Regions from separate parts of the Mus musculus genome. Here region 1 is linked to region 2. A link is a loop called in an ENCODE intact Hi-C map of the cell type or tissue named here. Cell type or tissue: heart. All regions are shown on one strand. Links, peaks and the distances in the headings refer to the core of each region. The heading gives the core; the rest is flanking DNA.

The links. Hi-C counts contacts between places; a loop is a spot of excess contacts. Peaks named below come from ENCODE experiments on the same cell type or tissue, not always from the same donor. Only the 100,000 strongest peaks of a DNase experiment are listed, where the experiment ranks them.
Region 1: it touches region 2 in a loop (1.9-fold over the local background); 2 of 42 quality-filtered maps call a loop at or near these places.

What each region holds. Positions count from the first base shown.
Region 1 is chr1:151,680,568-151,691,263 of GRCm38, reverse strand. It overlaps Niban1 (niban apoptosis regulator 1), which reads right to left. Exons shown (of 14, transcript NM_022018.3): 6 at 1,630-1,745. Among named protein-coding and RNA genes, the nearest start is that of Gm41969, 51 kb to the left of the region's middle. In heart, for the core only: no CTCF peak of the experiment used is centred there; DNase peaks (open chromatin) are centred at 4,263, 5,223 and 6,593; H3K27ac peaks cover 2,314 bases.
Region 2 is chr1:151,614,094-151,624,789 of GRCm38, reverse strand. The region is part of intron 1 of Niban1 (niban apoptosis regulator 1); the gene reads right to left. Among named protein-coding and RNA genes, the nearest start is that of Niban1, 48 kb to the right of the region's middle. In heart, for the core only: no CTCF peak of the experiment used is centred there; a DNase peak (open chromatin) is centred at 3,859.

The DNA.
Region 1 (10,696 bases), core at 1,901-6,900, 67 kb before region 2:
AACCAAAAAAAAAAAAAAAAAAAAAAAGACTGAGGAAGGATGCCCCTCCCAAAGGCAGGCCCTGTGTCTGACTGGACCCTTGGCCCCGGGGCCCTGTGTTACTGAAACACTGTAGGTGAGTGTGTCTACCTAGGGCCCCATTCAAGATATCTTGAATAAAGACCAGTCTAGAAGGAATAGACAAGACCAAGGGAAGTTTTCTGGTCTTAGAACCAAGCAGCCTGGGAAGGACGAGATGTTCCCACCCGCCTGGTTAATTTAAAGGCAAATAAATACCTCATACCTGCAGCTACTTGACATTTTTGCAGATTTTTTTTTCTCATGAGTTCATCTGATAGTGCTCGTAGCTCATATTGACAAGTAGAAAATGCGTTGATGCTTTTACCAAGCATACAAACATTTTCACCTAAACAGCCTGCCAGGAAATTTATTCTGAGACACTGCTCTGCCTGGACCTCTGCCTAAAACAACCATCACCACGAAAGCTTGCCACACTCGTGTGAGTCATTACTACTAAGAGAGCAATATAAAAGGAGTCACTTAGCTCTTTTGCACTTTCTGTAGCACTTAGTGCATGTTAGCCCAAAGGATAAAGTAGACAGAAAGCATACACACACACACACACACACACACTGAAACACTCAACCCCACAAAAGTTCTACTAAATTCTTGTTTTCAGTGGAAAGAAATGTGAACTGACATACGATTAAGACTTTAAGTGAGGGACTGGAGAGATGGCTCAGTGGTTAGGAGCACTGGCTGATCCTCAAGGGGACCAGAGTTCAATTCACAATTCAAATACACAATTGTCAGTAACTCCCGCTCCAGGGAATCCAACGCTCTCACACAGACACACATGCAGGCAAAATACTAATACATTTAAAATAAAAATAAATTAAAGATTTTAAGTGGAGGAAAATACGAAGCAAGTGGCCTAGGCAGGAGATGAAATAACGTTGCTGACTGCATAAGTCACTTAGCTGTTCTGTGCCTCCCAGTTCCCTCGTGCACACTGTCCTTTCCACTCTGCAAGACTGCCAAGACACGCTTAGGGTTTGAACATTACACAATACCACACAGGAACATTTTAATACAGGTCTCTGTATTAAATATCTGTTAAATATTAAGTATGTTGTCTACTTGCTAGGCCAGGCAGTTTATTTCTGTTTCTTATGCTTTGGGTTTTCTTTGGTGCATTAAAGTATTGTAAATATTTCAACTTCTCAAAGTCTTAAATGGATCCACTTCCGCAAACTATCGGACACTAAGAATTGTTTGAAATTCTAAAGTGTTCTCGGGTTGGAAATATACAAGTACATGTGTGGACGTGTAAGAACACACTCGACACAGAGCCCTTTGGCTCATAACCAAAACAACAAAAGACACTCCTAGCATTGTAAACAAACTGCTCTCACAGACTTTGCGACCTAACTAAGCACTGTGGGCTGTCCTCCTGAAGGCCAGGGCTGGTAGTCTTCATGTGAACTATAGCTCATTGACTCAACGCTTTTAGACAGCTCAGGGAAATGCCTTGGAAACCACATCCTCTATTTGTGCAACTTTCATTATATGGCCTTGACCCCTGTCACACAGATGAGAGAGGATCCACAGCTCCGAGGCCCATAGTACCTGGACTTCATCCCCGGTGGTCATTTCCCATGAGCCGTAGTGACCCTTCTCCTGCCGGAAGAACTGCACAGCTTCTAAAAAGGCTTGGGCTTCAAATGTTGTCTGCTTCATGTAATCTAAAAGAAAGAAAAGGGGCACTTCATAAAGACATGTTATTTTGCATTCTTCTGTGGTTCTTCAAGTATGACGGGCCAATTCTCTATCATAAGGCACGAGAACACAGGACAGTAAGCAGGCAGTCTGGTAGGAGCTCATTTGTAAGTGTCTACCACAATGCTTACTCTCCCTCCAAGAATCCCATCACTTACTGAAGGAAGTGGTGGGGACCGTCATTACTTCCCCCTCTCTCCCCCTACACCTCCCTGTTTCTCCCTCCCTGCCTCGCCTCAAACTCTGTCCCTGGGCATCCAAGGACTGCATGCCACCAATAAGAAACCTCTCCTATGAGTCATCTGTTGTGATGCAGCTGAGCCCAAACTAAAGTCCAGTTTCTTTGTGAGCTGATGTCAGCCCTCTCTGTCAAAAGTAGCTAGTGTCTACATAGTCTGCTAATTCATGCGTATGAAAATGGCAATAGCTGGCACATAGCAAGATGCCGTTTATTTAAGGACATCACCCATTTCATTGAGAACTGACAGAAATTCCAGAGGGAAGTATCGTTATCACCTCATCTGACAGATGAGTCTGACAAGGTAGAGAAAGCAGAATTAACTGCCTATGGTCACACAGCTAGTGAGTGGAGGGTCCCGCTGAGAACTGGGTAGGTGTCTGACTCTGCATCCCACCTTGATGAGTTTGTTCCTGCATCTGAGAAATAACACATCACCAGAAAGGAGTGACTGTCTGTATAGTGGTGGGATTTAAGGTTTGGAGACGGCAGCTGGGGCTGAGGAACCTGCCTGGAATTCTGAAAGCCACATTGTGCGTCTTCCTGCCAGGTGGTAGTGGCACACACCTTTAATCCCAGCACTAAGGAGGTAGAGGCAGGCAGATCTCTGTGAGTTCCAGGCCAGCCTGACCTACAAAGCAAGTTCTAGGACAGCCAGGGCTGTTACACAGAGAGATCCTGTCTCGAACCCCTCCTACCCCGCAAAACCAAAACCAAAACCAAAACAAAACAAAACACAAAACCCCCAGAACATTATGTGTCTTCCTTCGTAAAACTAGCTTGTGGCCTTCTTTCTTTAGCTTCAGGTTTGCCGAGGGACTCCTCCTGTAGCCCAGCATCCTGACTACCTAGTGCAGGCTGGCCTAGAACTCACAATCCTGCCCCAGCCTCCTCAGTGGATGAGCCATCGCTCCAGCTAAAGCTAGCTCTCAGAGAAGGAAATGATAACAGAATGATAGAGGTTTCGATGTGGAAAATGAACTCAAAAATAATCTTGGACCCGCAAGATGGTTTAGAAAGCGGTGTTTCTCAACCTTCCTAATGCTGCGACCCTTTAATGCAGTCCCTCATGGTGTGCGACCCCCCCAACCTTAAATTTATTTTTGTTGCTACTTCATAACTGTGATTTTGCCACTGTTATGAACTGTAAGGTAGTTATTTTTGGAGACAGAGGTTTGCAGAGCGGGTCTCGAGCCGCAGTGGAGAACACTAATAAAGGTGTTCACTGGTAACCTTGACGGCCTGAGTTCAATTCCTGGGACTTGCACAGTTGAAAGAAAGAACCAACTCCTGCACGCTGTCCTCTGACCTATGCCATGGCACATACACATTCACACATATACATCCAATAAATCGGCAAATAAATGTAATTTAAAAAAAATCTAACCAGGCACTTTCGGGAGTAGAGCTCACTGTGGTAGAGTGTGCACTTAGCATGCATTGGTCTTAAGTTTGGTAAGTTTCATGCCCAGTAAACACACACACACACACACACACACACACACACACACCTAATCAAATTGTCAAGAAATCCATACCTAGAAAGGGAAAATGAAGGGGTAAACAGCAAGCCTCCACTGCAATAGGGCACACAGCTCTCTTGCTAGAAACTATAATCTACAGATAACTATAATCTACAGATAATTTATAATCTGTGTGTGGGGGCTCTATTAGAATGTAGGCAGCAGGGTCACTGCAGGGAGAGGCGGCATCATAGCTTTAGACCATCAGAATTACTCAGTCAACGTTAAATGGCTGACTGGGCGTAACTTAAGAGAATCAGTCGGCCTTGGCAGGTGACGATCAGCTAGCAGGTTATGGATTACCTCCTTTGAGGTTTTCTAGATTATAAAGCAGCAGGCGCTTAAAAGAGAAAACTCAGTTTCGGGCATAGCGTCTACAAGAGCTAAACACTCTCCATAGTGAGAGTACCAGGAAGCAATCCTAGGACACCTTCCACATTACAGAAGAACTGGCCTCTCATCAACATCGACACAGAGACTTGCTCAAAATGGAAAAAACTGGGAAAATGGCCCGTCCCACAAATCGAGTTTTCTAATTGAAGTATCTTCTTTCGTGTTATTTTTCTTGGCTTGGCAACCCACTCAGTGTTTAACCTCAGAGGATTAGAAAACGAAAATTAAGGTGGTCCTTAAAATTTTTGCTTTCCCCACAGTGTGTTCTCCCCACAGTGGGACTGTGATACGGGGCTCGGCACACTGGGAAGGACTGGACAGGGCGAGATGGAAACTGTAATTACCACGTGGAGATTCCAGATGACTCATGCACTCTTATTTTTAACAGCTGTTTTCATTTCCAATCTACGGAAACAGAGAGGGGAAAAAATGTGACTGTGGATGCGGATGGGGTGGGTATGGCCAGAGCTGCCAGCCAAGGAGCGAGGGTTTCAGTTCCTTGGTGCTTTATGAGCAGTTCAGCTGACCTCAGAAACTGGAGGAGAGAGTTTATATCCTGTCCACAGCCGGCTATGTCTATGTCCAAACAAGCTGGCCTGTGCATGGACAAGTGTAGCACTAAAGATATGGGGTGGGAGGGGGGAAGAAAATAGAATTTGGAGACAATGATATTAGCTTGACAAAAGTCAAAGAAGGGGTGTCAGGAAGTGAGCATGCGATGGTGCAGGAATGAAGAGCCTCGCCTCAGGCAGAGAAGAAAGGGATAAGGAACTAGGCGCCCACAGAAGAAGTCACAGTCAGTCAGCAATGGAATCCGGAGACAGAGAGCTCTCACCATTAGGACAAATGAAATCTTAAATTCCCCTCTTGGATAGTGGGAGACAGATCTAATTTGCCAATCTGTTATTAGATTTTTTTTCAGCTTATAAGCTAATTAAACAAATTGATTTATGGAGAAAAAAAAAAACAAACAAAGAAAAAACTTGGAGAAGAGATGTGCCACAGGGTAAGTTTCTCTGTGAGTGTCTGCTCTGGTGATGAGGAGCAAAACTCAGAAGACCATCGCCAGCTCAGTAAGCAAACAGAATGAAGTCTGCCAAAGACAGAGGAGTGCTGTGCTGAGGTAATCCGACCTCCATTGTTCCTCCTCGGTTGTTTGCAGAGGCAGAGCTGAACTCATTACAGGTGCTTGAGAGAAAGCAGATTACCCGTTACTTCATCAGCATCCTGTGAGGAGGTCTCAGGGGAACACACTGTACCTTCTTAACTACCCTCTCTCCTGCCAATAAGCAATCTGAGGGTTTTTAGTTCGGTGGCCTTCGGGAACTTCCTGCTCTTCCGCAAAGCTTTCCCTCTGCAGGAAGACTTAGGGCAGGTAGCAAGCGGGCCAGAATTTCCTTTTCCCACATGGTCTAACTTAAAGACTCCACAGGGGGCCGGGTGTGCAGGGGAGCAACTGAGGCATCTGTTAAAGCCAGATGGAGAAAATGGGGGGGGGGGAGTTCATGTCTTAGCTGAAGGTCACACAGCTGGCCAGAGTCAGAGCCAAGGGGTGTGTCCTGCGTGGCCTTGGCATTCACGGCTATTTAAACCATAGACTATGAGAATCAGGAGTGATCTCAATGCTCACTGACCGTGAGGTTTTCAGTGTTGAGAACCTTCAGAAGGCCAGCCTTGGCTCAAATAGATCTAGTGACAGAAAGTTCAGAATTTAATGAAATGGTTCTTTTCCATTCCAGAACTACTCTAATTATTTGAAAATTTAAATGTTTACCACTTCTTTTGAGCCACTATGTTTACACACACACACACACACATACACACACCATCCACTTTGTCTCTGAGAGTAAATTAGTTCTCATTACTCCTCTTCCATAGCTGGGCTGATTCCCAGGTACCCACAGAGTGGACTAACTTTCCCTCAACTCCTCTTTAAACAACTTGTTTACCTTTGGATCTTTCTACTTTTACCCTTCTTTTCTCCCCCCCTGATGGGCTCTAAGGTATCACACTCTTCGTCCTAGCACCCACCACAAAACACGTGATACTCTCTGCCCCTTTCTGGTTTCTTCTTTAATGTGGCCACAGCATCCGGGTGACTCACACATTTCTTTTAATCCAATCAAATCCATAAACTTCTTCTCATATGAGATGCTTGCCAACCTAAGCGTCCCCTGACTTGCACTTCTACTTTTGAGATCAGGCCAGCTTTTAAAGCTTATCCCTATTAAGTGGCAACTCGCTGAGACCAGCCCCACCTGACACACCATTTCAAAACTGGAATTCTGCCCCATACCCTCTTTCACCCAAGAGCCAGGAAAACTGCTAGATTTGCCTTCTTTGTGCCTATCCAATTCGCTGGCAAAACGTTCATCAAGTCCAGAGCACAGACAAACCCTGGGAAACTGTAAGCATTTTAGCAGGCATGTGGGAGACACATTGTAGCTATTCATTCAACACTCTATCCCCAGGGCCAGGAAATGTCTAGGAATGCTCTGTTCTCCTTGGTCTCTCCCAGGTCCTCATCTCTGCAGCTGCGTGGAAAACTCATATTTGAGAGAGATGATTAAGGATTTTTGCAAGGGAAGCTTTGCTTTCCTAGGCCTCTCGGGGACAGTTATTCGGGGGGCCAGCCAGAGAGACATCGTTTTTTGTTTTTTTCCACTTGTGCAGATTTATAACATGCCTGAGCTAACCAAAGCCCCAAAGCTCCCAGGCCTGTGGAGTCAGTGTATACTGTGACTCTGGCTGCCGTGCCAGATCTAGGTTTGGAAGTGCCTTGTAATTCTGTTTTATGGATAACCTCTACCAAGCCCTGTCAGCTGATCTGCAGAGCGATTTGGGCAAGTTATATAACAGCATTCCTCCCCTCCCCGGGCTTCTGCGGTTTCTTACCACAGACTCTCCTAACCCTTCCCCAGTTCCAGTTCACAGCGCCCTCCCGGGGAAGCCATTGAGGATGCTCGTCCTAGGGTTTAATCTAGAATAAGGAAGACAGGGCGCGCAGTGAAGGTGACCGAGGTCAATTGAGTCACTACTGTGGATTAGAAACCATCTCATAAAATCTCCACATTGCAAAAGACTAGGGACAGAGCTTCAGGGGTAGATTATGGTCAAGCAAGACCCAGATACCTCGGGACCCTTTTCTAACACTTTATGGTTTAATGTTTCAAAACTACTTTATAAAAACTAATCAACTAGAACAGGGGCTATCCCAAAAGCCATTGCCTGTATGTAGGATATATTCTACTAGCTGGGCTGCCTTGTCTGGCCTCAGTAGGAGAGGAAGCCTCGCACAGACTTGAAGTACCAGGGTGGGGGTAGGGGAAAACCTAGGGGGTCCTCCCACAGGCTCAGAGAAGAAGGGGAGGGGAGATGAGGGAAGGATTGTGGGAGGGGGTGACCAGGAGGTAGGCTGTGAGCAGGATGCAAAGTGAATAAATAAAACACTAAAATTAAATTAAAAAATATTATATTCAAAAGATATTATATTTATATATGCATGTGTGTGTGCACGTGAACGCGTGTGTTTTACAGACTAATGTTTGAAGTTATCTGCAAGGGGTGTTTCCTTGCAAAGTTTAGAATCATGGAATTCAGGACTTTGGTCATATGGCAGGTACTGCTGAGCCTAAACTCTTTATTTCAGAACTGTCCAGTCAAGGTCTAAACAGACCATGAACTTACATTACTAAAATTAAAGCCAAATAATGTAAATTTACCCACTAGATTTAATAATGGCTGGTGTCCACACTACTAAAGTGGCAGTGAGTATATTTTGCTTTAAAAACTATATATGACCAGCCTAAATAGAGATCTATTACTACATTATAGGGGCTAACTTGAGGTAATGAGTAGAAACTGCAACATTACTAGACACCCCCGAAACACATCTTAGAAAACCATTAGACTAAAATATAAATCCATTACTCTCATCATATGTGTCCTTGCTAGTGGACACAGACCTATCAGGCAGAAAAGATGGACATGTCAGAGATATATGTACACATTTCAGAAGTCCAGTGTTGGTTGCTCTAGGTGAGAATACAAAACACGACAACTTCCTCAGAAGAGATAGACTACTTCTAAAAATTAAAAAAAAAAAAAGTCTAGTGGGGAAAAAACTGTTTTGTAAGAAGTTGTAACCACACAGAAGAAAACCACATAGATGAGCCATGCCTCATGACTTGTCAATAAAAACTAAAAGACTGTCAACAGAGAAAAGGAAACGGCGGTCTTCAGAAGAAGTGGAGGCAGACTGGCCTCATTTCTTTCAGATAAACATATTAGATTGGCTGATTAGAAGGCTGTTGAAGACATCCTGTGTCTAGGTTTGATCAACGGTTTTCGCGATTTTGACACTGATGAAGTTCAGGTTGGCTGATACTGCAAATGGACCCAGAAAAAAACATTTAAAAAAAATGATGTGTGCTTGTCAGAGAGCTGAGGTTACTGACATCACGGAGGGAAATCTGTAGAGTACCTTAATGCTTTGCCCATTCCCTGGAAAACATACACATCTTCACAATACATCAAATATCAAATCTTATTTACCTATTAACTAACATACCACAAACTGCAGTAAGCCCTGAGGAATTAAAGACAAAAAGGAGAAAGTTTTTAACTCCCAGGTCTCCACACTCTACTAGATTACAGACCCTGAATCTAAAATATAATATAGTATGGATAAATGAATTTAGAACTTGGTCCAAAAACATGACCACAAAACTATGTGGCACATACCCTACACAATAGACTGATAAGTAAATTCTTTTTGTGAAATTCTAATCTTTAACTTCCTTTATTTTTTTCGGCATATACGTGCCGAAACGTGCATATACGTGCACGTTTGAACATTCTACAAGAAGATGGAATCTTTTCCTCAGGTGCACATTATTCTACTAAACTTGAAGACTGCCCCTAAGCCTGGGTTTCTCTGTATCTGTGAGGTCAGTGAGCGTCAGGGGTCTAACATGTCATCCACAAAGCGAGTGAGGTTGGGTTTCAGATGTGTGGGTTATAGCAAAGTCAGAGGTGAATTCTGAAATTTGTTCCCCTGAGCTTATCTTTCTATATGATCTCTCTTTGCAGAGCGCCCGAATAGGTTGCAAATATTTTTTTTTAAGATTTATTTATTTATTATATGTAAGTACACTGTAGCTGTCTTCACACACACCAGAAGAGGGAGTCAGATCTTGTTACGGATGGTTGTGAGCCACCATGTGGTTGCTGGGATTTGAACTCAGGACTTTCGGAAGAGCAGTCGGGTGCTCTTACCTGCTGAGCCATCTCACCAGCCCGGTTGCAAATATTTTTAAATGAAGGGGAAAAGGGCAGAGTATTTCTGAATTGGACTAAACCAATTCAAATATCTCACAGCCTTGGAGACAGAAATCTAGAGGAATTGGATTTTTGTGGCTGTGAAGATTTGCAATAAGAAGAGCTTTGGCCTCATGTAGATTCGGCTCCTAGAGTCAACATCCTGTCATGGCTTAGTTCCTGGATAGAGGACTCACTCAGATCCCTTTAGAAAATCCTTTCAGCTTCGAAGTCTCCCCAGCATAGCAGTCACCATTTATAGATAGTATGGGCATGTCAGACATGCCTCTCCTGTATCCAGTAAGCTTTAAGAGGATAAGGGCTGATCCTTATATTAACCATGGCTTCCTCAATGGTGCAGGACTTATCAAATGATCAAAGAACAAGGAATGAGGGAAGAGAGGGAGGGATTAAAATGGTTGAGAGAGTATTAGATTAAATCTCATACGATTCCTTCTAATCTGAAATTCCATAGTTAGAGACATAACCCAAGAGATGCAAATTACGAGACTATCTTAATAAGTCCCTCCCTTACTGTTTAAAAGAGCTACAGAAGAGATATAGCTCTATGCCAGGGGCCCACGGATGTTAATAAGCATCAGGGTACCCTAGATGACTTAGTCAATAGATTGCTAAGTAGTCTACTCCCACAGGCCTGCCTTGGTGGACCTGAGATGGGGCTAAGAGTTTGCATCTCTGCTATGCTTCTGGGTGATGCTCGCGCTGCAGGCTCAGGACACACTTAGAGAAGAATTCTGCTGCAGCACTGGGCCTGTGATTCTCAGACATCAGAAGCACCAATGGTTAATATTTCCCAGTTGTAGTCCAGCATGTCTGGGATTGGAGCCAGGGTGATCTGTTCCAGTGGATTATAGACACAATGGGGTGGGGAGATGCACAGAAGAATCAGACATAGAAAAGTGTGAGGGTTGAATATTTAGGGTCTTGGTGACCTAGTTCCCCATCAGCGGGTTGAGAACTGTCCTTTTTGTCAGCTGCTCATTCACTTAATACAGTGAAAACTTGTAGTTACCAAACCAATATTTAAAAATGGTACAGAGTACGAACTGGCTCCTGGGGCAGGGAGGAAGCCCTAGATGAGACACAGCTCATCTGAGATTGCAGGACCACTAAGAGGAGCAAGTTAGAGGTGGAGAAATGAAAGAGAAGCAGAAGGATGTGGGCAGAATTGGAAACTGAGGGCAGTGAGGATCAGTCTGGTGTGAGTAGCCAGTGATGCCACCTGGGGCCATGGTGAGGTCCTGACCTGTGCTGTCACTGGAGGCTATGGACCCTGCCCCTAGCCAGCTGCAATACTCTGGAAAGTGGGCCCCACATATCACCCAGGCAGCACAGTGCAGCTGCCCTGGTTGAGGAGTTGTAGGTGCTGAGATAGCTCTCAAGCCCAGATCCAGGCCTTTGAATTGACTCACCACAGCATCCA
Region 2 (10,696 bases), core at 1,979-6,978:
ACTATGTCAAGCCCAATGGAAAATCATGGTAGGCATTTTCATCAGAACATCAATTAATTTGTGATGATTATGAGACTAACAGTTTTGTGATTCAGTGCAAGGTAGCAAAGAGTGGCCCAGCCCCACGTGAGTGGAGAACACAGCACGGGCTGAGCTTTAGCTCTGCTTGCCCTTGAGCCCTAGAGCTACTAAATGGAAAATACAGTCAGGTCCTCCAGGCTACAATGATACAGTCTAAGGTAGAAATACAACTTTAATCAGCCACCTGCTGCTGATGCCTGCAGATTGCTGTCTGTTATAAGGAATGCAGATTACAGGGACCCTTTGTTCCTACGCACAGGTATACAAACTGCAATGGATAAATTTGCAGAATGGAATGATAATCCACGGGCAATTGCATGTCATTTTAATTGACATGGACACATTAACCTCATAGGAATTACACCATTTTTCACTGCCACTGAATCATATGACATTGTCATTTGCCTACAGATGCATCACTAGCAGGTTCTCAAATTCCTGCCCATAACTTTTCAACAAGAGGTGTCTGTTGCATAGCTATAGAGTTAATGACAAATCAAAACTATCACCCCAACTACCTGAGATCCTGCCTGCCATTAATGGTGGCAGACTGAAAATCTTTCCAGCATAGTAACTTGGAAGGTGTATTTATAGCATGCATATTTATAAATCAATCACAGAAGAGCTGTAAATGGCTATTACATATAACTAATATTGTATGCATGATTACATATTATTCACTCATGTATACTAATCCTTTCAGACACATTGCAGATTTTTGCAAGCCAGACTAGACAATTTTATTTTTAAAGACAAGCTTCATTTTGTATTCTAGGCTGGCCTAGAGTTCATTGTATAGCCCAGGTTGGCCTCAAATTGACAATCCTCCTTCTAGGCACATGTCACTACACCAAGTTTAGATCATCACTTAAAATATTGTTTCTTGGGCTGATGAGATAGCTCATTGGTAAAGGCACTTGCTTCCAAGACTGACAACTTGAGATGTATCTCAGAGACCCACATGGTAGGACCAGAAAAGAGCCACCAGTTGTCCTCTGACCTCCATAAGCATAAAGGCACAAGGTTGTATGGACACACACACTAAATTAGTACATAAATAAATACACTTGTATGTATTGAAAGTTTGGAGTACACGAAGGGCTATCTGGATATGGAAAAGGGAATTGCTATTTCTACATGGCAAAGAGTAACATTTAAAAATAGTCACCCTTACTGGGTGGTGGTGGCACACAACTTTGATCTCAGCACCCAAGATCCAGAGGCAGGCAGATCTATATGAGTTCAAGGCCAGAGTGGTCTACAGAGAGTTCCAGGACAGCCAGGGCTGCACAGAGAAACCCTGTCCCAAAAAGCAAAAACAAACAAGTAAATCACCTTTGGGAATAGGTGAGGCTTTATGGGTGGGTGCAGAAAAGGGGTGTATTCCTTTTGTGACTTTCTATGCACCAGAATTCTGGCTGTCATCTGTTTGCCTTCCCCTGAGTTCCCCTAGATGCTTCACCGAGTCTGTCTCTGTGAACCCATGGAGCTTGGGCACTGAGACCCAAATGAGAGGCTCCTGAAGGTTTCAAATGCAACAGAAAAGGGCTGGTTCCTTCTTATCACAGGGCAGAGCCTCAGCCTTCCCTCGGAGCAGATTCCATTCCTGCTGACAGAACTGGGCTTACAGTGTCACCAGAATCTACTTGAGAAAGCTGCAGGTCCAAACACTATTAATTTGATTCCACCACTGATTGGTAATACGACCTTAAGCAAGTTATTTTATCTCTAGAACACATTTTTGCAGATGTGGAAGCCATCTGCTCATCTGCTTTGCTAAAGGGAATATAATGGCATCCTTTCAGAACACATGAAGGTCTCCAGATAAAGGACGCAAACATTACAAGGCAATTACTTACAGATGAAGAACTGTCCAGGTTATAAATGTGCTGCCTAATAGCGCTATTGTCTGTGAAGCAGGTTAACATATCTTTCATCTCATCAGCTACTTGTCTGAGATTGATACTCTAACTTAGTTTTAATTAACTTTCATCTTAACAGTCTTTGGAAAAACCTTCATGTTTTCATCTTAAGATGAGTCCAGGGAGACTCTGAAGATACAGCCAGTTTGGTGTCATCAATAGCACTATAGTGAATCACAGAAATGGACATTTGTAAGCATTAGTAAGACGCCTGAATATATACATACCAGGGAGGGAGGGAAAGGTCAGGCCTCTGACCTAACACACCAGCTCGTAACGTCCACTATCCCCTTCAAAACTTTAAAGAAAGAGAAGCACTCTGGTACTCCAGGGAGTGTGTCTGTGTCTCTGTGTGTGTTGACGTGGGGTGAGGTCATGTCCCATGCTCCAACTAGGCCCCTTTGTTTTGTGTGTGTGCATGCATGTGCCATAGCACACCTTTGGAGATCAGAGGACAACTTAAGGAAGTTAGTTCTCTCCTTCCATCACCTGGGTTTTGAACTCAGTTTGTCAGGCCTAGAGGCAAGAATGTTTGTCCACTGGGCCATCTTTCTTTGCCCTGCGAATTATTTTTTAAATCAGATGAGTTAAACTAGGGATGGGAGGTAAGAGAAAAATTGCAAATGTGTAGCTATGCCATGGAGATGTAAAAGACAGATAGCTGTTAGGAGAAGATCCACGCCCTTTACAGTCAGTAGTTAGCAGTATAAAATTGAGGGAAACGTCAACAGGGTTAAAGGGTGGTTTGGGACACATGGCCTCCATTCTAGTCTGTTCCTGAGCCTGCTATTGCTTTGGGGTCTATTGCACACCATGCATGAGAATGCCAAGGCTTCAGAAGTCCGTGGGCATCCATGCTTCACAGATGGCTTCCTTAAGGGATTAAAATTGGACTCTCTCAGAGTTCATGAAACTCCCCGGCAGAGGATGCAGACAAGGCAAGAAAAGCAACCACTGCAGAAACGTTCAGTGTTAATGAATGTTTCCGTGGTCCTTCTCATCCGGAGAGCTGATCCGACAATATAAGTCAATACTACTGGGCCTGCTTATAGCAGATACCTAACAGAAAGTTGCGCAAATTATTTACATGCAAATATAATAAATAAATAAATAAATAAATAAATAAATAAATAAATAAATAACGTGGGTTAGGAACATCATTCAAGCTTTGCATTTAAAATTTTTAATTTATTTAATTGCAGCATTTACACAATACTATTGGTCTAACTATAAATGTTTGATTCTGGTTTGCTACTATAGTAAATGGAGAACAAGATAAGTGCATACAAAATATAAAATGGCACATTAAACTCCATATGTGTGAGTATGTGTGTATTGAAGGTCTTATTTTTTTTAAAAAAAGCAAACTATACAACTATCAGGATAAGGCTGAAGGCTGACATTTAACCCAACAGAAAATATGCATTTCATATTTATAAATGTCACAGAAAGTGATAGCAACTCTTTCTCCTTCAGAGTTTGTTGGTTACTAGCTGGTTTGTTTGCAATTCGATTAGGGTTTTGTTTCTGAAACAGTTTCTTACTATACGGTCCACACTGGCCTTGCGCACACAGTGATTTTTCTGCCTCAGCCTCCTGAGTGTGTTCGATTACAGCCACGATCCCTCTCCCATCCCCACCCCACACACATCCACTGGCTTATCTTTTAGTACCTTGGTCAAAAATTAACTCCAGCCTTCTTACCTAAGCTAATTACATTTGTTGCATTCTTTCCCAGTCTGTAGCCCTGCATCAAACTATCTGCCTGTTTTCCTCACAACTTCTGGTGAGCTTCCCAGCTACACAGGAAACTGTGGCCAAAGAATGATCTCAGCCTTGGCTGGTCAGTCACTACCTATGAAACCTTTTCTGTCCCCAGTGCCACTTCCACTTTTCAGGGTGGCATCACTTCATCTTCACAAGTGTCCTCAGCCCCATAAGGAGTCTCTCTTCTCTTTCAGAAAACTTCCCCATTTTTTAAGGAAATCAAGGTTTCATTTCTCTCCTATCTGGCTCCAAGTTCATCTCACAGTCCACTCTCTACTTTCTTCCTTCTTGTGTGACTAAGAAGGAAACACCCTATATTGATCATCTCTGTCTTGGATCATCATTCTCAAACTATTTTCCTCAAGTCCTGAAGGAAAATAGAGCAAAGCAAAACTCAGTCTTCCCTCCCAGTCAGTCATGGCCCTTTTCTTCTTTCCTAAGTCAACCTCTTGATACAGTACTTCCAAAACACCCCTTCCCACATCCACCACTTCTCTACCAACCACTCTTGCCCTGAGAAACACAGGGGTCATTGATCAGGTTGCACAACCAAAATGGACCTTACATTGACTGCTGCTCCACGCTCTCTAAAACCCTCCTGTGTGTGTCAGCCTCTCTCTTGCCTAAGTAATTCCACACGAAGCCAGTCCTTGAGAAACTTCAAAAACTGTTCTCCAACACAGTGAAAAGATTCATCATCGCCTGAGTGTGTGCAGTGGGAACCTAAATTATTTTCCTTTATTCTCCACCTTCCTTCCAGGGGCTGTACTCAGCATGTGACCTCAGCTATGTCTCTGAAATGCAGCTACAAGTATTCAGAACAGACCCTCATCTATTCCAAGAGAAGCTACATCAGTGAGCTCCTGCCCCCCACCTGCCTCTATTCATGCCCCCTTCAAATCTGATCTTCAAGTTGGGCACAGGGCTTCCTGCAAAGGTGGAGGCAAGAGGATTGCAGCATAGACTTAAGGTCATCTTGGGTTGTATATGAGTTCCAGGCCAGCCTGCTCTTCAGAGAGACACCTGACTCAAACAACCGAACTAACTAAATCTGACCTTCATCCACCAGCAGAGGCGACATGCCATACAGTGGATATTGTCATGTCCCTCTTCTGGTCAATATCACCTTGAACTTCTTTAATTCGGCCTCAGCTCTTATCTCTAGCTCCTCCGCTATGCACAGAGCACCTGAATACCGATGATGTCATCTTCCTTGGATATTCTGGCAACATCACCTTGATCTTGGCTTTTAAGCACAATGAGACTCTGAACTGCTGATACTGTCTACTTTCCTGGAACTCACAGATGCAGACAACCCTCAGCTTATCTTAAAAATCAAATTGGAAATCTGCCTAGAAGGCTCTGCTGAGTGACTCCCCGTCATCCGTCACTTGAATTGACGTAAAAGGCTCCCAGTCCTATACGTCTGTATTCACACAGCCCTTCGCCTAAATCCCCAGTGGATCTGTTTCTACAGTGCAGCTGATGTCATGCTTAGGTGCCCTCTCTCTCTAGTACAGTAGCTCACTGAAAATGCCTTCCTCTTGTTGGTTCCTAGGAACAAGAGGTCAGCACAGGGCACATAAATAAGACTTCATAAATATTTGCTGGTTTGCCAGTTAGACATTAGCTGTACGTCACGTACACTCTCCCTGCACACCGTCCCAGACTTTGGAGTCCCTCCAAAGGACTCCAGAGAAAGCAAATGAAGAGCTAATTTTCCACACAAACAGAACATACCTGTCACTAACTTAGAACGCATGCCTCTGAAATTCCCTAGGAGACCCCATTTGAAAACTGTTCTGAGTTCCATGTGATAGGCATTTATTCTCCCTTCATTGGGGAACCAGAGTTTTCAAATATATAGTAATTTGTCAAAAGGCCTGACCTAAAGAAATGTGTTTAATTATGCGGTAACATAGCATGAGATAAACTGGGGAAAGATGACCCATAACATGAGTGTTTTAAAATCCTGGACAAAAAGGATCGGCCTGAGGTGTGTGTGAATCAGGCTAAGCTGCTGGCAGCACCTGGGGCTAAGGAGAGGTGAGGTGAGGTGAACAGTTCTCTTCCTTTTTGCTCAATCCCTGCTAAAGCTCACACTTCCTCTGGGAGTAGCACAGGAAGCATCCAAACGGCACTTTTACAAAGGGGGTTTTCAAGGTGAATCTTCCATAGGAGCAGGCTCACGCGGCACAAAAAGACCAAGTTGATTTAATCCAGCTCAGTGTGAGGCAGAAAAAGTCAACTGTAAGCAGTCTGGATACCAGAAGTTAGGTACTTACTGGAAAGAAAGATAAGACTCAAATTTACTTTGGAAATAATTTACAGAGAGAGAGAGAGAGAGGGAGGGAGGGAGGGAGGGAGGGAGGGAGGGAGAGAGAGAGAGAGAGAGAGAGAGAGAGAGAGAGAGAGAGAGAGAGAGAATCCCTTGAGAAGAAGAGAGTGGCTGTCTCATACTGGCCTTGGCTGGTTTTCATGGGGGACCTCTGTGGTACTTGTCTGGGTAAGGGGATCAGGTGAAGAAAGGCTGTTTGCCCATCACCTCCCCGGGAAGCAGGCTCTGTAAACATCCTCAGTACTGGGTAATTCCTTCTGAGTCACCGGTTCTTCAACCATTTCCATATAAGTAACTAATGTACAAACCACGAATAATAACCCAAATAAAGGTTCACCCCACATACTCAAAAACAACTGGTAGATTGAAGGAAATGTTCTTACAAGGAAAAAATGGTGAAAAAGCCTTTTCTCATTCAGGCACCTAGGCACAGAAAGCAAAAATATATAGCTTTGATGCTAAGATTTTACCCACCTTCAAATTAATTTACCCAAAATTGTTCCTGTCTAAAGGAAATTCAAGGACAAAAATGGAGCAGAGACTGAAGGAATGGTCGACTAGTGACCAGCTCACCTTGGGATCTATCTCATGGGTGGGCACCAAACCCTGACACTATTTACTACTGATGCTATGTTGTGCTTGCAGACAGGAGCCTAGCATGGCTGTCCTCTGAGAGGCTCCACCAGCAGCTGCCTGAGACAGATGCAGATGCTTACAGCCAACCATTGGACAGAGATCGGTGACCCCTATGGAAGAGTTAGGGAAAGGACTGAAGGAACTGTAGAGGCTGGCAGCGTCCCCATAGGAAGATCAACAGTTTGGAAGTCAACAACATAGGAAGTCAACTAACCCAGACCCCTGGAAGCTTCCAGGAACAGAAACTAAGCCACCAACCAAGGAGCATTCATGAGATGGTCCAAAGCCCCAGGACATGTGTAACAGAGGGCTACCTTGTCTGGCCTTAGTGGGATAGAATTGCCTAATCCTATAGAGACTTGATGCCTCAGAGGAGGGGGGTTTGGGGGGAGAGGTAACTTTTCAAGGGTGAAGGGGGGTGAGGGAAAGAACTCTGGGAGATAGGACCAAGAAGGGCAGCAACATTTGGGATGCAAATAAATAAAATAATTAATAATCAATAAAAGAAAAAAATGTTAAGTAAGTCATGCCGACCAAAGTAAGGGAAATGAGTGGGAAGGGAATGAGGCAAATGATAAAAAGGAAGTGGGTTTGAGTTTTCACCCATGGAGCATCGGGACTAGGACACTGCAATGTGCAACATGGAGGACCAAAGGTCTTAAGAACAAAACTCAGAGCCTGTGAGTGGCTGATCACAGCGACATTAAGTGCATCCCAGTTAGCCTTTTGTGGCCCTATGAAAAGGCCAAAAGAAAGTAACCAAGAAAGATCAGGAAAAGAGAAAGAATTATGAAGTGGGCAATTCTGGTGTCTTTGGAAAGTCAGTTATGTCAAAGAACGTTTCGCTGAAGCAGACACAGGTAAAAGGATGTTTTGCTAAGGCAAACATGTGAAAGGACGCATGGTGTTAAGAAGGACCCAATAGACAGAGGATGACACTGGGTGGTATTGGTACGCCTTACCATTGATTATTAGTCATCATTTGTCATGATTCCATAGAGAGAAATGCACCAAAAAACTGGTGTTGCTCCTAGGACTCGGCCAGTTGGCAGAATGATGTCAGCTGATACAGACTCACCTGGAGTTTTGTTGAGGAAAGACCCATGGGAGGATTCATGATGTTTGAATATTCATGATAAATAGAATTCAATGGACATTGACTGGGGGCTTGCATGGCTAGCTTTGCAACACTTCTTGGACCTTCTTGGTCTCCTCACATTGTTGAGAGAGGCACCACAGAGAACTTCTCCTGGTGTCCCTGCTAGCACTGGTTGCTTCTGCTGACTCATCCTAATCTTCTGCTGAGTCATGCCATCGCTGCTGATTCATGTTTGCTATCCGGCACTCCTAAATTGGACTGCTGGTGTGTTCGTGAAGTGTTTGAGGGTGGATCAAGCTGCTGCTGCTAAATCCTATGAACTGAACTGCTGATTTCCTGACAAGCAAAAGAACCATTTCTAAACAGGTCCACTGCCCCTGTATCCTAATAACCTTACTTTCTCACTACCTCTCATGGGTGGTGGGCTAGAAGGGAGGTTAAAGCATGTAAGAATCCTTATTTAAAAGTAGGATTTGTGAAAATTTTAAGCAACAGAATTATATTGAAAATCCATTTACATTTACCATCAAACGAATGCAAATTATTAGATAATAATCTATGGGAAACATTTTAAATATGGAGAGACAACAGCAATGATTTTGCATACACAATCATCTGAGACCACTCAAAATTCAGTACATCGAATTTTTAAAAAATTTACATTACAGTGTGTGTATGTGTGTGTGTTCATGTAGAGAACAATTTGTAGTCTTCTATGTTCGTCTTCTATCATGTGGGTCATGATGTGGAATTTGGGTGGTAAGATTTGACATCTGGCACCTTTACCCCTTGACTCATCTCACCCACCCAATCTTAAATATCTTAGCTATAAAACTGGGTACTTTATCTGCTCCTGTGATGTCATATAAAAATAGAAGCAAATAAAAAGTTTATCACATCAAACACTTATCTCTTGATTTAATCATGCGTAGTAAAAGATGTGCTGTTACATTGAGAGTAATTTATGGGAAAGTACTCATAAAAGAGGATTGATATGTAAAAAATGTATCGGTAATAAAAATAAAAACATTATGAACATAAACTTCCTCTTATAGACTGACTCTAGAGAAATTAAAAAAAAAAAAAAAGCTACAGATTAGAGAACTTGCCTGGGAGCAGCTACGCCAGAAGCCAGGAGCCTGTTCCTCCTATTTTCAGACAGAACTGTATGCATCATAGACATACATCATTTTATAATAAGAAAGGTTCTTATCAAAAAATCAGTACCAAAGTATAATAATCTGCTTACAAAACACACAATATTTGCCCAAATAAAATGGTTGCGTGAAACCACGTGATCGTGACAGAAACTGTTTTTGTTATAGCAAACACCCACTTTGCAAGAAGCAACTTAGAATGTCTAATAATTGCTTCTCTTCTCACTTAAATACTTAAGTACCCTAAGATCATAATGTTCTACTTCCCAAATGATAAATAGTAAATCTGGTTTTCTGGTTTTCTAAATGCTGGTAGGTGTATGCCAAACTTGTTTTTTGAAAACAACAAATCTTTGATTCCACCCCCCCCACCCTCTCTCTCTCTCTCTCTCTCTCCCACTCTGCACTCTTTTTTTAATAAACGAAACTTATTTGTATGATACTTTCCATTTAAAGTAGGTCTTATTTTTTAAATCCATCAGAATTGCATTTTTCCCTTAACAACAAAGCACGTTAACCACGGCTAACTGGGTTAGTTTGGTCACTGCTAACTGGGTTAGTTTGGTCACTGCTAACTGGGTTAGTTTGGTCAAGGCTAACTGGGCTAGTTTGGTCACTGCTTAGTCATCATGTTAAAGATGAAACCTAATTGGTAAGTTCTCTCCAAATGCTACGAGGTCGATGTCTGCTGCTGAGCACTGTGCTTGGGCTTTTACTTCTGTCATCTCAGCATCTACCCGGCTCCCAAGACTGCACCCAGCAGACTGGAACTCTGCCCTGGAAACAAACAGGAATCAGAGGGAATTAAAAACAGGAATTAAGAGCTATTCCACCATCTCTGAGTTGGAGGCTAACCTGGTCTACAGATCAAGTTCCAGGACAGGCAGGACTACACAGAGAAACCTTGTCTTGAAAAACCAAAACAAACCAAACCAAAAACAAGCAAACAAAACCAAAAGCTATTCTACTCCAATGCAGGGCGAAACCTGCCTTACTCTCGTGCCAGTGACCCTGGTGCCACAGTCCTGCACAGCCTCTTGGGGACTACATAGAGTTTGCTGAGCTCCTTTTAACCTTCGTTCCCAATTTCACTCTGGTTTTTTTTTTTTTTTTTTTTTTGTAGTCAGCAACTGGAGTAAAGGGAATGTGGTAAAACTCACACCTACCGATGTCGCAAGTAATGAACAATGAAGAAAAGTCTGCAGAGATTAGACTCAGGCACTCCGCTGAGCAGACAGTATGAAGTCTGCTCAGTTCAGAGTGATGGCTGCCAAAACATAGATAAAATGTAGACATTTTCAGCCGGGAAGATGAGAAGAACGACAGTTTAATTTCCTTTGGCTGGTTTCCCACATCTCTATTTGTAGGGCACACTCTGTAGTGTGGGAATTCCTGAGATGAGCAAGCTCAAACTGAGATGAATGAAACTAATTCACGGAGGATAAGTTAAGCGATTTCAATACAAAACAATATATGTATATTAATTATGAAACATGGGACATCGGGAAGCAAACCAGACAAAAACATCACAAATAACTCATTAAATAGACTGTTAACTGGTCCATAGTCAGGTCTTTGCTTCTTCATGTACTAATTTGGAGAAACAACATTCAAGTGTATAGACAGTCAGTATATCTATCTACCTCCCACCTGGCAGAGCCCTTTGCTAAGGTGAATGTGGTCAATGTATATACAT